Regions from separate parts of the Mus musculus genome. Here region 1 is linked to region 2. A link is a loop called in an ENCODE intact Hi-C map of the cell type or tissue named here. Cell type or tissue: heart. All regions are shown on one strand.

The links. Peaks named below come from ENCODE experiments on the same cell type or tissue, not always from the same donor. Only the 100,000 strongest peaks of a DNase experiment are listed, where the experiment ranks them.
Region 1: it touches region 2 in a loop (3-fold over the local background); 4 of 42 quality-filtered maps call a loop at or near these places.

Annotation. Positions count from the first base shown.
Region 1 is chr14:40,891,096-40,899,095 of GRCm38, forward strand. It overlaps Sh2d4b (SH2 domain containing 4B), which reads right to left and starts at 2,219. Exons shown (of 8, transcript NM_177816.4): 1 at 1,687-2,219. The coding sequence starts at 1,870. In heart, a CTCF peak has its summit at 3,728 (motif pointing left); a DNase peak (open chromatin) is centred at 3,686; H3K4me3 peaks cover 576 bases.
Region 2 is chr14:40,787,019-40,795,018 of GRCm38, forward strand. No RefSeq gene overlaps it. Among named protein-coding and RNA genes, the nearest start is that of Sh2d4b, 100 kb to the right of the region's middle. In heart, CTCF peaks have their summits at 2,271 (motif pointing left) and 4,816 (motif pointing left); no DNase peak of the experiment used is centred here.

The DNA.
Region 1 (8,000 bases), 100 kb after region 2:
GAACCCATTATTCCTTTCCCCATGTGATGCTTTCTGCATTTTTCAATAAAAGAGAGGACAAACTCTTTGTTAGGGACAGACACACCTACAGAGAGACAGGGACAAACAGATTCACAAGACAGCCTTCAGGCAGGCACATAATCAGACCCATACAACAGACAGAGGGCAATGAAAGATGCAGAGATATAGAAGATTCAAATCTGGGCTCACTCTTGATTAAATGACACCAAGAGAAAATGCTTCATTGATCTCTGTACTTAATGTATGCAACACCAGCACATTATTGGTGACTCTGCATTTACTTTATTGTAATGTTTTCAAAGGGACCATAAAGTGTGTACAACATACACAAAAGCTAGTCTCCGTAGCAGAATCTAGAATGTGCAAGGTGCCTTAGCACACCTGATGCTGGCTAGAGGTCCCAAGTAGGTCTGTTAGCCCCAGTACATGGCTTTAACTGACAAATGACTTTGAATATAAAGTACCTGAAAGACAGGTTGGGTCTTTGCTTCTTGCCGGAAGTTGCTATTGCCATTTGGAGATGATGACTCATTATGCGAGGAAATTTTCTGGCATCCTTCTGGCAGATGCGCAGTGGGACTATAAACACAACCCACAGCATCCTCTCACATGAAGACGTGGGCTGTGGAGTACACTGTGGGCTGTGATATAGAGTAGAGACCTAAGCTGAGAATCAGAGTCTATATGCCAGGGAGGAAGGACCTAGTTATCTTCAATGTATTCTGACTAGAACTGCTATTGAGGGTGAAAGTATAACAAAGTAAAAACAGAATTCTAGGCCTTTAGGCCCAGGCTTGGGAATGTGGCCTTTGTAAAGGTATGCTAATCATAAAACAGATAGCGACATTCCTCCACCCACCCACTTCCTGGGTTCAAAGAGTGCTCATTCAAAGAAAGTCACCCTGACCATTACCAGAACCTGCAATGCAAATGTGCTATAGTTAGGGGCTCTTAGAAGCTGTCTTGAGAGTTAACAATTACCAGGTATTCCTTGTGACTCTTAACTGGTATCTTTGGTATCTTCCAACAACGCCCTCCCCACTTCCTTGAGTTGTGGTTTCTTCCTTTAAATACCCCCTTACCCAGCTACTCGGGCCGCCGTGGTCCTCTACCCCTGCGTGGTGTATGACTGTGGGCCGGAGAGCGCTCTTGAATAAAAATCCTCTTGCAGTTTGCAACAAGACCGTTTCTTGTGGGGGATTTTGGGGTGTCGCCTCTCCTGAGTCAGAACGTGGGAGAGTCCTCACTTTGTGGGTCTTTCAAGGGTAGAGAATATGCCCTTGGTCTGGGCATATACCTTACTAGTAGAGTACACAAAGCCTCAGACTCAATTCCCAGAATCAGAAAAAGAAAGAAGACAATGGTCTCTGTTATGCACCATGCAATTGTCAAGCATCAGATTCCACAGCGCCTTCTTTGAAGTGAGGAAGTCTACACTTCCCCAGCCCATCTGAGTCCTGCATAGTCCCTGCCACATTCTTCTATAATCCTGGTTGGAAACCCAAGCTAGTGGGACTAAAGGCCCCAGCACAAGGCTTCCAAATCCCCAGTCTTTATCACACTAGTGCCCATACGAAAGGAGAACCCAGCCTTGACTCGTTAACTTTCTCATTATTAGTTAAGATTTGGTGACCCGCCCCCCACCCCCACCCCCAAGCCACATACCTCTCTTGACCTTTGCGGGCCTCAGGCCCTCTGCCTGAGCCAGGGCATCCCACGCCTCCCGTTCCCTCCATCGCCGCAGCTGCTCCTCTCGCATCTTATAGAAGAGGATGTGCTTCTGCACATCGCTGAGCTCGGCCAACAGCTCCGGGTCGATGTACATGTCCTGCAGGATCTGCTGCAGCATGATGCTGTGGGGGACGCACACCGGAGTGCAGCCAGTCAGAACTCCAAGGCTACACAAGATCCCTGGGCCAGGCCAGCGCCTTGAGCCAATTCTGCCCTAGCTCCTCACTTTGGAGTCACTCCAGATGACCTCTCCTTGGACAGCATCTTTGTCCTGTCTCAGCTCCCAGCCAATGATGGATTCATATCGGCCAGGACAGCATTATTCACCCAAGCAGCAAGAACCAAGGGGCTCTGAGAGGTAGCAGAGGCAGAGAGCTGTCTAGTCCTGGCTTCCTATTAAGATCACTTATCATTAAATTACCACATTTCAGCAGTGTTGTGGCTTCACCTGGGGTTTCTACAACAATAAGGCTCCAAACATCTGCTCAGACCCAAATCCACCTGGGTCGGGAGGTGTCGAGTGATCTGTTAGTGGAAGGTAACAATGACACCAGCTGTATCAGTGACACTGGCCCGGCCAGCTGAGAACTGATCCCTCCCCTGCAGATAAGAGGGGGTGGGGAAGAAGTTGTTTGCCTACTAATTCCATGTCTTTTGAGCCAATGTCAGAGGCCTATGCAACTTTCAAAAGCTTCTGGGACCCCAGGTGCCACAACTGTATCTGCTTCACCATGAGCAACCTTCCTCATTTCAGGGCACCTGGAAGATAATGTTATTACTTCTTAAAGTGCCTTGGGGAGGAAATGCCTTCCCTCCTATCTGTTTTGGATTCAAACTGGCGAACAAAATGGAATCAGTAGAAGAAATGTAGGGGTTATTACCTTACCACAGTGCTCATGACCATAAAGATGACATCATTTCCTTTCCCTAGAGCAGACTTTTAAACTCTGCATGTGCTTAAAGACAGGCCTCCCCAGTGGGCCATTTGGGAGGTTGTTGTTGATATCTTTGTTGTCCAAGTCCTTGCTAGTCTGCTTTAATACAAATGTCCAGGCTTCTGCTTTGAGGTGGGTAGGAGCTGCTCTTGCTGAGACCCGAGGCTCCCTTTCTAATAAGCTTGCTTGCAGAGCTGTTCATAGGTGTCCTTTTATCCAGACAGGAAAGCCCAGGAAGGTAGTGCATGCCTCGGGCTATGCAGCCAGTAGGCTGCCGCAGCAGCGCTCCACCCAGATTTCAAATTTGACATCCTCTTCGTAGTTTAAAGCTGCAACCCTATCCGGAGAAAACAGGCAAGATCTGGCACTGTGAGCAGGTTGGATTGGTGGTATCAGTTTCTCCACTTCCCTAGGGATGGAAGAGGGATCCGGAAACCAAGAGAAATGGTAGAGACCCGGAGTCTGAATCTGTCTCTCTCTGCAAGACTGACACAAAAGTAAGCAGAACCAAGCGGAGTCTCTCCAGTTAAGCCCACAGGGTCAAAAACGAATGTGGCAGCCAGACACCCTCCTCTCAGGCCAGTCCCTTTTCCTCTCTCAAGCCGGTTTTGGTCGGCGTTTTATCCCAGGCAATAGGGAAGCAAATTGGGACACTGGTGAACCAAAGGCAGGAAGGACATCTAGCCTCTGTGTCCCCAGATTCTTAAAAGAACAGGATAGAAGGCAGAGAAAACACTATTAAAAGCAGAGGAATGGTTCCAGGCCTTTGAAAGCAGTGGCGTCCTGGGATTTGTAAACGAATAGGAGAAATTACTCCATTAGTGCTACTGAGGCTCTGTTTGCGGGGGAGGAGCGCTCCCTAGCAATCCCAGGTCAGTGGGGCAGGAGGCCAATTGATACCAAATACGTGAACCTGACCCAGCCACGGGCTGTGTCAGATTTCTGGAACACTAAGGGGGCGGTTCCGCCACTCTGGGCTCCTTGAGTGCTCTTATCCACGTGTTCCTGGAAGCTGCGTCTGGCTTGGCGCGCCCCCTGCCGACCGAACTGGACCACAACCCTAGCACTGCACGCCAGGTGCAGCCGGACTGGAACGCAGCAGCATCTTCAGACAGGTTATATTTTGGTTTTATTTTTCATTGGCCGAAGTGGTCCCTGTTGCAAACTGACGCCGTTTCTTGCCGGACAAGTCTGTTGTGCAAGTTTCTGGAAACCACCTGGATGTCCCTAAGCTGGGAAACATTATTCTTGTCACGAAGAACGATGATGACATCAGTTGTTTGGAGGAGGGGAAAACACCCAGGGCAGTAAGAGTGGAAAGGCAAAAAACGAGGGATATGTCCATAGTGTGATTTGTTTTAAAAATGTGTTTGGACCCCTGGGAAGTAGACTTGGGAGAGGGCAGAAATGATGAGAGAAATTATGTTTGATTATTTCTGTGTAAACAAAGAGAAGCATACAGAAAATTACACACATAATTGGTTTCTTCTTAGAAAATAGGGGATTGACTGCTATACAGTAAGTTAGATGGTCTTATATAACACATATGATTAAAGTCAAATGTATTTCAAATTCCTAAAATGTGCTCTACAAACACCACACCTGGAATTCAGCCTACATGAGGAACACTACTAGAAAGATCCCTGAAGGCAAAGCCAGGCTTCCCTACCCTGGGGAAGTCAGGAGGGCACCTGGGTTCCTGAGCAGGAGAAAAGCTTTGAGAGTTTCTGAGAGGAAGTGTTAAAGAGAAGGCACTGGAAGGAGGTTGCAGGGATATGCCCCTCCATACCCCCTTAGATGTACGTACCTCATACTGGCCTAGAACTAGCTGTGTAGCTGGGGTCCCTGAACATCTGACCCTTTCCAAGGATTGAATTTACTGGCATGTGCCACCACACTCAGTTTTATGAGACTTGTGTCGGGGCTTAAGCACATCTCCAACTCTGCTTTTAAAACAAGTCAATGCATGCTATTTTCCTGAGCAAACCCCAGTTACTAAAGTCTAAACCCGGGTCCTCACAGGGTTCTCAAAATCCCCAGTGATCTGCACGGATGGCCCCTCCCACCAGTCTCACTGACTGCAGCCTGCTGGCCTCACCCTGGGCCGATCACTACCTGACTACTCAGTGCACACATCAAACACCACATCCCTAGCACCTCAATATTGGCTTATCAGTCTGCCTGGGACCCACTTGGCTCCTTAGCGAATCCGAGTCTTGGTTCATATGAATCCTGTTCTTTCGCCATGCTGGAACTCAAACCCAGGTCTTTACGTGTATGGGCTCTTGTATGGATCTACGTTCTCAGACCAGCTCAGTTTGTTCATTACCCTGCACTCACGGCTCTCCCCACTCGCTTCCTCTGCTCTGTGTTTTTCCTTAGCATTGAACTTTGTAAACCACTACTTTACTTATTGATTTGTTGCTGTATTTTTGTCTGTCTCCCTGCTAGATAATAAGCAACCACCAGCAGGTGTTTTCGTCTGCTTCACGGTGTAGAAGGAACACTGCTGAGTAGTCCTGGATAAACATCCATAGAAAAGAAGGAAAGGCTGGGGAGGCACTTCTGTTGTCATTTTTTAAACACACACAAAATCCTGGGCTTGATACTCAGTATCATGTAAAGTAGGAATGGTGTGTTGCGCACTTTTAATCTCAGAACGTGAGCAGCGATGGTGGGAAAACCAAGAGTTCAGAGTCAGAGTTAGCTTTTGTCAGGTTTGAGAATGGCCTGGACTACATGAGACCCTGACTCAAAACAAGGAGGCGGGGAGATGAGGAAAGAACTTCCCAGGTTGAATTGAGCAGAGTTTGAGCAAATGCTGTGGCGTTCAGTTGCTGGTTACTTGGACCCTGTAGTCAAGGGAAGACGGATGAATGGCCCTGCCAGAAACTACTTGCCTTGGCTTCTCAGTCATCCCTGAACATATGTCCCCAACAAGGCAGTGAGGGCTAGAGGACTCCACCATCCTGGCCACAGGCAAGCCCATGTGAACAACCACTGAAAGGCCAGTGGCAGGACAGTCCTGCTTACTTACTTCCCACCGGCCCTGGAACAATGGCACTGAGGAAGCTGCTTTCAAGATCTTACTTGTACAGACCCAGAGCTCTGTGAAAGACAACAGCAATTTCTATCCCACCGCTACTAAGCATAGTAACAGTAACAAACATAAGAAACCTGACCAGGCAACAGGGCGCATGACTATAATCCCAGCACTCGGGAGGCCGAAGTGGAGGACCAAAAGCTTAGTCCAGTCTAGGTTATATAAAAGACCTTGTCTCCACTGGGGGGAGGCAGGAAAATCTTCAATGTTCCTACACCTGTATATGTGCAATCAATACTTAGAATATCCTCCGAGAAAAGAAGATCCTTCCTACATAGGAACCATGCATAAAACACAAAACCCTGGGAACAACTTTAACCTGTAGGGGTGGATAAGCAAAGTGGACATCTTCGACGATAGGATATCTAGCTACATTTAAGGGTGCCTAGGTATGTACCACATTCATCATCAGCATTGAACCCGCTTTGCAGATTGGCTCCAAACCCAGTGACGTCACCCACTGGCGATCGGGACCTGTGCCTCTATTGCCACGGCAATTGCATGCATTTCCAGAGTCCACTTCCCACCTTTATCTGTGAGCACTTCTGTCACAGGCTAAATAAAAGGCAGAGCCTTCCTGACCTTCGCTCCTCTTTCTTCTCTTTTTCCCTTTGTCTCTGTCACTCCCTCTTTGCCTCTGCCCCCACAATCAACCTCTGCCACATGAAACTACATTGGCCTGGTATGGTCTGTCAGTTATTGAGCAGCAATTCCAACACAAGCATGACCCATTATTGGCCTGGAGAGACGCAACAGTCAGTAAAGTGTTTGCTTTGTAAACATGAGGACCTGAGTTTTTCACTCCAGAATCCATAGTATTTCAAAAAAAAAAAAAAAATGGAGATGTGGTGGCATGTACACCTGTAATTCCAATTCTGGGAAGACAGAGACAAGCAGACCCTTGAGGGTGACCAGCCAGACTAGCTTATTTGATAAGGTCCAGGCCAGTGGAACACTATCTTGAAAACAAGGAGTATGTTGGGAGTAGTGAAGATGATGGCTCAGTGTATAAAAGCTTTGTCCCCAGCCCTGACAACCTGAGTTCAATTCCCATATGGTGGAAGGAGAGAGCCAACCCCCAAAGTTCACACACAAATTTTGTAGTATGCATGTGCTATGCACATATATATAGATATATAGAGAGAGTTCAAGGCTGAAAGCCAACCAGACTTGCATAGCCCAAGGCCTCCTAGGCAGTCCTCTTTCGTAACTTAGTTTCCTCCACTGTATACAGGTAAGCAGTCAAGTCACTCATTAACTGGATGGAGATGGTGAGTATGAGGAAGTCGGGCACACACAGTGACCTTGTGAATTTGGATCTTCTGATGCACTCTGAAGGGCCTGGCTCCTTGATATGTTAAATCAGAATAATCAGACGTGGGCTGAACCCACCAGCTCTCTCCCCTGAGCAAACCCCACATTGTCCTTGTTAAAAGAAAGTCTTGTGTGCTAAATGGGCATGTGACTCTGATTCAGGTCCATCCACGAACATTAGGAAAAGTTGACTGGGTTTTGTTTGGTTGATTTTGGGTGTTGTTTTGTTTGCTAGTTACCATCTGTGGCTGATGGCCTTCAAAATTCCTTGCAGAGCAAGAAACTCTATGCAGTAGGAAAGACTGGCTTGTTGCAGAGATAACATCATGACCCTCACTGGCTCCCTAATTTACTACCCCCCACTATTCTTCCCTACATAGGAAACCTGTAAACTACTTTTTCCTTAAGGAAGAATCTGACCTAGGCAACCAATGTGTTCTGACCCCAGCTGTCTACCACAGCTGGAATCTGGAGACCCCACGATCTTACCATGGGGTCCGTAGAGAAGGTCAGGAAGTGGCACAAAGAACCAGGAACGTGGGCCTCTCCTGGTGCCGTTTCTCCCAGGGAATCCTCCTGGCCCCTTGAATTCAGTCATCCAACACTTCCTTGCTGGATGTAGGTTCTACTGGAGATTAAGCAGGAATTCCGATGCCCCAGTGTAGGGAATACCAAGACAGGGAAGCAAGAATGGGTGGGTTAGTGAACAGGGGGAGGAGAAATGGGATAGGGGGGTTTCGGAGTGGAAATGCAGAAAGGGGATAAAATTTGAAATGTAAATAAAGAAAATATCTAATTAAAAAAATAAAAGAGAGAGAGAGAAAGAAAGAAAGAAAGAAAGAAAGAAAGAAAGAAAGAAAGAAAGAAAGAAAGAAAGAAAGGAAGAAAAGACTGTG
Region 2 (8,000 bases):
AAATGTGGTACATCTACACAATGGAGTACTACTCAGCTATTAAAAAGAATGAATTTATGAAATTCCTAGCCAAATGGATGGACCTGGAGGGCATCATCCTGAGTGAGGTAACACATTCACAAAGGAACTCACACAATATGTACTCACTGATAAGTGGATAATAGCCCCAAACCTAGGATACCCAAGATATAAGATACAATTTGCTAAACACATGAAACTCAAGAAGAATGAAGACTGAAGTGTGGACACTATGCCCCTCCTTAGAATTGGGAACAAAACACCCATGGAAGGAGTTACAAAGACAAAGTTTGGAGCTGAGATGAAAGGATGGACCATGTAGAGACTGCCATATCCAGGGATCCACCCCATAATCGGCATCCAAACGCTGACACCATTGCATATACTAGCAAGATTTTATCGAAAGGACCCAGATGTAGCTGTCTCTTGTGAGACTATGCCGGGGCCTAGCAAACACAGAAGTGGATGCTCACAGTCAGCTAATGGATGGATCACAGGGCTCCCAATGGAGGAGCTAGAGAAAGTACCCAAGGAGCTAAAGGGATCTGTAACCCTATAGGTGGAACAACATTATGAACTAACCAGTACCCCGGAGCTCTTGACTCTAGCTGCATATGTATCAAAAGATGGCCTAGTCAGCCATCACTGGAAAGAGAGGCCCATTGGACACGCAAACTTTATATGCCCCAGTACAGGGGAACGCCAGGGCCAAAAAGGTGGAGTGGGTGGGTAGCGGAGTGGGGGTGGGTGGGTATGGGGGACTTTTGGTATAGCATTGGAAATGTAAATGAGCTAAATACCTAATAAAAAATGGAAAAAAAGAGACCCAATTTGCATATTGTACCTTCCTTTCACATTTCTTTTAATCTAAAAGTTCCTGCCACAAGACACATGCACACACACATATTTACACACACACACATGTATACAAATACACATGCACATAACAACCACACACACATGCAAACACCCACACATACACACATACTTACAATACCAACCCATACATGCACATACATGCATGCACCTAAGCATATACATGTACACAATACCAATATGCGCGCACACACATGCACGCACACACACACACATATGTGCAGTCTTATTTGTATGTCACTTACTACCTGAAAAACTTGGGTCATTGGCCCTATAAAGTTGTTAAAGTAAATTAAAAGAGAGAGCAAAGCCAAAGAGTGTCTAACTAGCAAAGCTAATCATCCCTACTAGAGTTCATCTTTAAAACTGCCTCCAAAGGCTAAAGGGTAAATACTACCCCCCTACCCAGTGTGGAAGCATTGGAAAATGGATGAACCTTTGTGAGATAAGGACTAGCAGGAAACCTTAGAGTTATTTGGGATGTGTCCTGGAAAGGCATGGTGAGGCTGATTTCTTCTCATTTTCCTTTCACATCCATTCCTAGGGGACAGGTAGTATTTTGTCATGCTCTCTAGACCGGACATGCTCCAGCACGACTATCAGAGACATCTAAAAGCTCTAAATCCCAGCCACTATAAGCCTTTTCCTATGCAGTTAATTATCTCTGTTATTTGTTACCATGCTGGAGAGATGACTAACATACTCCCCAAAGCAACTTTAACTGCTTGATTTGCATGTGCAAGCAAAGTCTTGGACTATTTCTTGTAAATCCCTATTAGAGAAAACAGAACTTGAGCCCAATCAATCAGAATCCGTTAGCAAAGGTATAATTAACTAAGAATAGTCCAGTGGGCTAGACAGACATGCCAGCTGTGGAATGTGACCAATCAGCTACTTCCTTCACTTCACATCCATGTTTGCCCTACAAAAACACCCTTTGGATTTTCACTGTAGAGCTCCTGAATGGCTTCTGGTTGGAGAAATTGCATTCTCTCAACCAACCTTACTCTGCATCTGACTTGATACATCCTCATAAGGGAGCCCAGTTCGAAAATCAGGGGAAGAACAGGGGCAGAAAATCAGCACCAGCCAGAGGTCATACCTAGCTGATCCATGCTTCTCTGAATGAATAAACCTTCACTTTAGAAGTGAAAGGGAAACGCACAGTTTACCTGTTCCAACCCCACTTGAGAATATTCCAGGGGTCAGGATTATGGTGGGGAAAGTAGTCATTAAAACAAAGAACACAAGTAACACTGGTTGATGTTTTTTAATCAGCTCAGGAGAAGTGGGAAAAATGTATGCTGTGAAAGCTTACCCATCATCCTTACTAGGGTCCTCTAGAGCCTTGCTCGGCCTTTGCTCATAGCTTGTGCTGCCCCCTGCAGTTCAGAGTCCTTGTGCAGCAATGGACAGCCCTGCTTTAGACAGAGCTAGAAGACAAAGGAGATGCAGTGGGAATAGTACCCGCATAATAATACACAATAGACTCTGGCTCCTGTGACGACCTGTTGTGGCTGTAAAGGGCTACCAGTTCTGTCTCCCTAGGAGCATGCTCATGTGTAGCTGCCCCCAGAATTCAATGAGGGTGGGGGCTGAAGGAATCAGAAGGTTTGAAACACATGATGTTTACCTCAGGGAAATCCTTCAAGTTATAAAATATATACAATTAATGGCAGCAGCCAGAATTTTCTCTGACCTTTAGTTGAAATGGGAGTTCTTTCAAGAATTTACTCAATAATACAGACCATAGAGTTACAGACACACCATGGTTGTGCTCTGTTGGTGGGACCAGGATGAAACACAGTGGTGCAGGTTTAGTATTTGAAGAGCACTCTTTCACAATGCTAGCAACACCGAGACTCTATTTGAAAACCTACAGTTTCCAAATCCCAGCTATCAAAATAAGACAGGCAGAAATGGGGATCAACATTAAAGAAGGAGCAAGCTGACCTTTTTGAATCCTTTGTATGAAAACATTGTTCAATGGCAATTAATATGGAAAGATCACCAAAGCATATGAATTCCAAAAGAGAAATGTAGAAAGATGGAGACCCAGACGTGGTGTAGTGGCACACACCTTTAATCCCAACATTTGGGGGGCGTGGCAAGGACAAGTGGATCTCTGGGAGTTGGAGACAGCCTTGTTCACATAGTAAGTTCTAGGACAGCCAGAGCTACAGAGAACCTGTCTCAGAACTAGCAGAAAAGAAAGATGGAAATCCTATAGGAATGTGTTAGGCAGTTATTTAGTAAAGGTATCATTTATGCACCAGAATTTTGGGGTTTAGGGAATTCTTTTGGATGTTTTATTTCATGATTTTCTTTTCTGTTTTATATACTCACTCTTTTGTATCTTTGTCTGAGTGTTCATGTGTGTACACATGTGTGTGCATCGGTGCATGTGTGAGGGTTCGTATCAGATGTCTTCCTCAACTGTTCTCCGTGTTATTTTTGAGACATGGTCTGTCATTGGCCTGAAGCCATCCATTTCCACTAGGCTGCCATGCCAGTGAGCTCCAGTGACCCTCCTGTCTCCACTTTCCCATTGCTACAATTACATGCATATGCTGTTTCACACCATTTGGGGGGTTGTTTATTTGTTTGCTTGTCTTTTTAAACTTGGGTACTGGACATCAAACTCATATCCTCATGATGTACAAGTACTTCTTGACTGAGCCATCTTTGTGCCCCCCATATTCACTTTTATATACATTATAAAGTTAGAAATAATGCAAGTCATTAACTAGATGAGTTTGGGCATGGTGATCTGTGCACAGTGTAACAAAGGGATTTCCTTAATTTTGACTTATTGGAATGTTGCTCCTTAACATTATATTATGACCTTGCATTCTTGATTTCTCAAAGGCAGGATACGAACCCAGGACCCAAAGTTCTGATGGAATAAGCAGCAAAGTAAGCATTAGTAGCCAGGCCCCATGCTGCCTTTCCTCCTGAGCCTGAGGACAAGCTACAAGACTGCAGCTCAGCAGCGGTGCACCATGTTTGGTTTGGTTTTCTGCTGAAACTATTTACACCACTTCCTAGGAAACACAGACATTGACAAAAATCCCCTTTCCTCTTTGCCATAGTGCTACAAAGCCCCCATAGTGACGTTTTGGTGGTGGTGGTGGTGGTGGTGGTTGAGTGTTTGTTTTGGTTTTGATTTTTTGTTGTTGTTTTTACTTATTCATTTTACATCCCGTTCACTGCCCCCTCACTGACACCCCCTCTCACAATACTTCTTCCACCCACCCGCTCCTTTTCTCCTCTGAATGGGTGGAGGATCTCCTGGGTATGCCCTCCACCCTGACACTTCAATTCTCTGTTTCCTCTCCCACTGAGGCCAGACAAAGCAGCTCAGCTAGTAGAACACAATGCACCAACCCGCAACAGCTTTTGGGATGGTCCCCATTCCAATTGTTCAGGATTCGCATGAAGGTCAAGCTGTACATCTGCTACATATGAGCAGGGAGCCCTAGGTCCACCCCATGTATGTTCTTTGGTTGGTGGTTCAGACTCTTAGAGCCCCAAGGGTCCAGGTTAGTTGACTTTGTTGCTCTTCCTATGGAGTTCCTATCCCCTTCAGGACCTGCAATCCTTATTCCTATTCTTCCATAAGAGTTACCAAGCTCTATCCACTGTTTGTCTGTGGGTGTCTGCATCTGTCTGAGTCAGCTGTTGGGTGAATCTTGCAGAGGACAACATACTCCTGTCTGCAAGCATAACAGAATATCATTAATAGTATTAGGGATTGGTGCTTGTCAGTGGAATGGGTCTCAAATTGGACCAGTGACATTTTTAATCCATGTATTGCACCCTCCCTGTGACCCAGGTCTGAGCTTTCTGCCTTTGCTGCTATAAGGAGATCTCCATAGATGCTGGGAGAGATTCCACCAGTGCCACCTTCTGGCCACATAAAGTATCACAGGTCTGGCAGTTTCTGTGGTCTGTGATGAATATCTAAGAAAACTGGGAGAATTCTCCACCAGGAGAACTTAGAACAGGCATGCTCAGTGGCAATCAAGATTGAATCAAGACCTCGAAAAAAAAGAAATTGAGATAATGTAACTCAGACCAGTGCATTGAAATTCTGTATGCCCAAGCATCACTTGGAATCCTTGTTAAGATGCAGATGCCCATCAACTAGTAGGGTACAACCTGGAATCCTGAATTTCTCACAAGCTCCTAGGTGGTGCTACCCATAAGGGATTATATTCTGAGTAGCAAACAATCGATGTGGAAGTACACAGACTTCAGTACCAAATCCAAATGCTTAAGTGTCAATATTTTTATTTACCAGCTATGAAAACCCATCAAAAGGATCTCCATCCTTGAACTCTATATATTTAAAACAAGCATATCAACATGTACTTCACTGTGCTCTTGTGTGGCATGTAGAGATGACACGTAAACATCTCTGGTGCTTCTGGCACATAGTGATCAGGCAGGTAGCCCTTATCACCGCACTGATTTCAATCCAGGAGGTTAGTGTCTTCAACAATTTGCAGCCTACACACAGTATAGCTAAAGGGTTCTCATTTACACGGCGATGTAAATCACAGCATCTCGAAGTTATGGATGTCATAGTTTCATTTACGAGCCCCCTTGCTGCCAAGGTCAGACCCACCTACATCTGTAAACCCAAGGCTCACAGTCAGTTCACTTAATCGTGGTCTCGGTCGACCCTGATGAATGTGTTTGTTCTCTCATAGCCAAGCTGGAAAGACACAAAAGAACTAAGATTGATGCCTCATGGCCACACTGGAGGTGAGCTGTATTTCACATGTACTCTGAGCAGACACCAGAACGTGACCCGCAGGTAAAATGTCCTGTGATCACAAAGGGGGAAACATGGTGCTGTACAGCGCAGAGGGGCTATGTTCACATTCTGGAATCATCTCTCTGTAACCCAGCAATTTTCCCAGGTTATTGTAGCCTCAGTTTCCTCATCTGTAATGCAGCATAGTGATTACAGTGTGTATGTCTGCATAGAATACGTAGAAATTCATGGGAAGAATCTCTGGAGAGATGGTCCAGGGGTTAAGAGAACTGTCTGCTCTTCCAGAGGACCTGAGTTCAATTCCCAGCAAACCACATAATGGCTCACAACCATCTGCAATGAGATCTGATGCCCTCTTCTGTTGTGCATGAGAACAGAGTTCTCATAAATACAAAAGAAATATCTATATCCTTAAATTTACAAAAAAGAAAAAAGAGAACGTGTAGAGAAGCTCAAAAGTTGTCATTCTTTTTCTTGGTGTCTCTTAAATAAGAAAGGTTAGAATTTAAGACACGCTGACGCTCTTCTTTGCTGTCAGCTCTGGACATTAGAAGCAGAAGCTGATATATAAATGTCCATTTAAAAATGAAACAGATGGCAACTTGTTCTATCATTAAAGACTTTAGGTCATGAAGGGTAGAAGATCTGTCTCCTTATCTGAGCTGTATCCTGAGACAGAGTAACTGGAAGTCCCTCTAGACCCCTCCACCCTGGCTTCTGGCCAGGTAGGTCTAACTTATTCCTGGCCCTGTCTTTATTAAACCCAAACTCCTTCTGCTTCATAAGCATTCACACACATCTAGACCTGACCACATGGCCATCTCTTTCCTTTGTTTTTCTTCAGTGTCCCACAAACTTGTGACCAGAGCTCAGATTGCAGAAGATGATAGGACCACCAGAAGGCTGCAGAAATATCTATACAAGTGTGTAGTGTATTAGCTATTTGTCTTATTGCTGCAACAACACACATGACAAAAGATGCAGAGTCTCTGTGACCTCCACAGCCAGCAGAGCGATGATCTACAGGAGGCGAGAAGGAAGCTTGATTCAACATGAGTCAGTAGCCAGAGTTGGCTCATACTTCTGTGGTCTGACTCCAACTATTTGTATTTTTGGTATTTTAAGCACAACACAATTTGGTGAAAACTTTCTAGTGATAGTTAACTCAATCCTGTATGTACAATAAAGCATACATAAATCACTTTGAGGAATAAAGTAAACTAGATAAAAATTGAGCATGACTACACTGAAGCTCTTTGTAAATGACATGTGGCACCTTCCATAATGATGAGTTCTATAGATTGACTGCATGTGACAGCTTCTATAGAGATAGGTACTACCGACTGGGTGAAAAAAACAAGCTTATGATAAGGGCCTGAGGAAGGGTATACTGTGATCTTCTGCCACACAGATAGTGCAAAAGTCACCAGGTTAGACTTCATCCAGAACCTGCCTTCTGGGCAGATAGCAGGTATTGTATTCCTTCCTTGGGGGAACAACTCTGTGTGCTAACATGCCAGGTTCCCCAAGTGCTTATCTATGAGCACAAAGACTACCATGCCTGCTACAAAAAGCAACTGACGGAAGGCTCACAGTTTGAAGATATTGCCCATCATGGTAGACAAGGCTAAACAGCGGGAGCTTGCAGCAACTGGTCACATAGTACCCTGGGGTAGCAGAGGAATAGCAATCAGCTCGGGTTTACCTTTTTGTTCAGTGTATAGTCAACGGGATTGTATCACCCAATTGAGGGTAGATACTGCGACCTCAACTAACCTAACCTACAAGCCTCTTTAAAAGCATACTCACAGGACCAGGCAGTGGTGGTGCATGCCTTTAATCCCAGCACTTGGGAGGCAGAGGCAGGCAGATTTCTGAGTTTGAGGCCAGCCTGGTCTACAGAGTGAGTTCCAGGATAGCCAGGACTACACAGAGAAATCCTGTCTTGGAAAACCAAAAGAAAAAAGAAAAAAAGATACTCATATTTTAATTTTTCAATTCCATCAAGTTGGCAAGATTATCTGTCAAAGATAAAAATCATGAAAAACAGAATCACAGCTAAGATTTCAGGACAAAGCAGCCCAGAGATCACACCTCTGCCCCCACATTCAGCTACACTAGTAGCCACATGAAGCCTTTAGCATATGGACCACCACAAGTCATACATACACACAAGCAAACATACAGCCCTAGAAACTACCCATAGAACCCTAAACCTGCATCGTCATGTTTTGCACTGTCTTCACCAGCATCTTATGACTACCTTATAAAGACTTTGCAAAATCTGACCTTCAGAGAAGAATCGTTCATGATTGATTTGTAA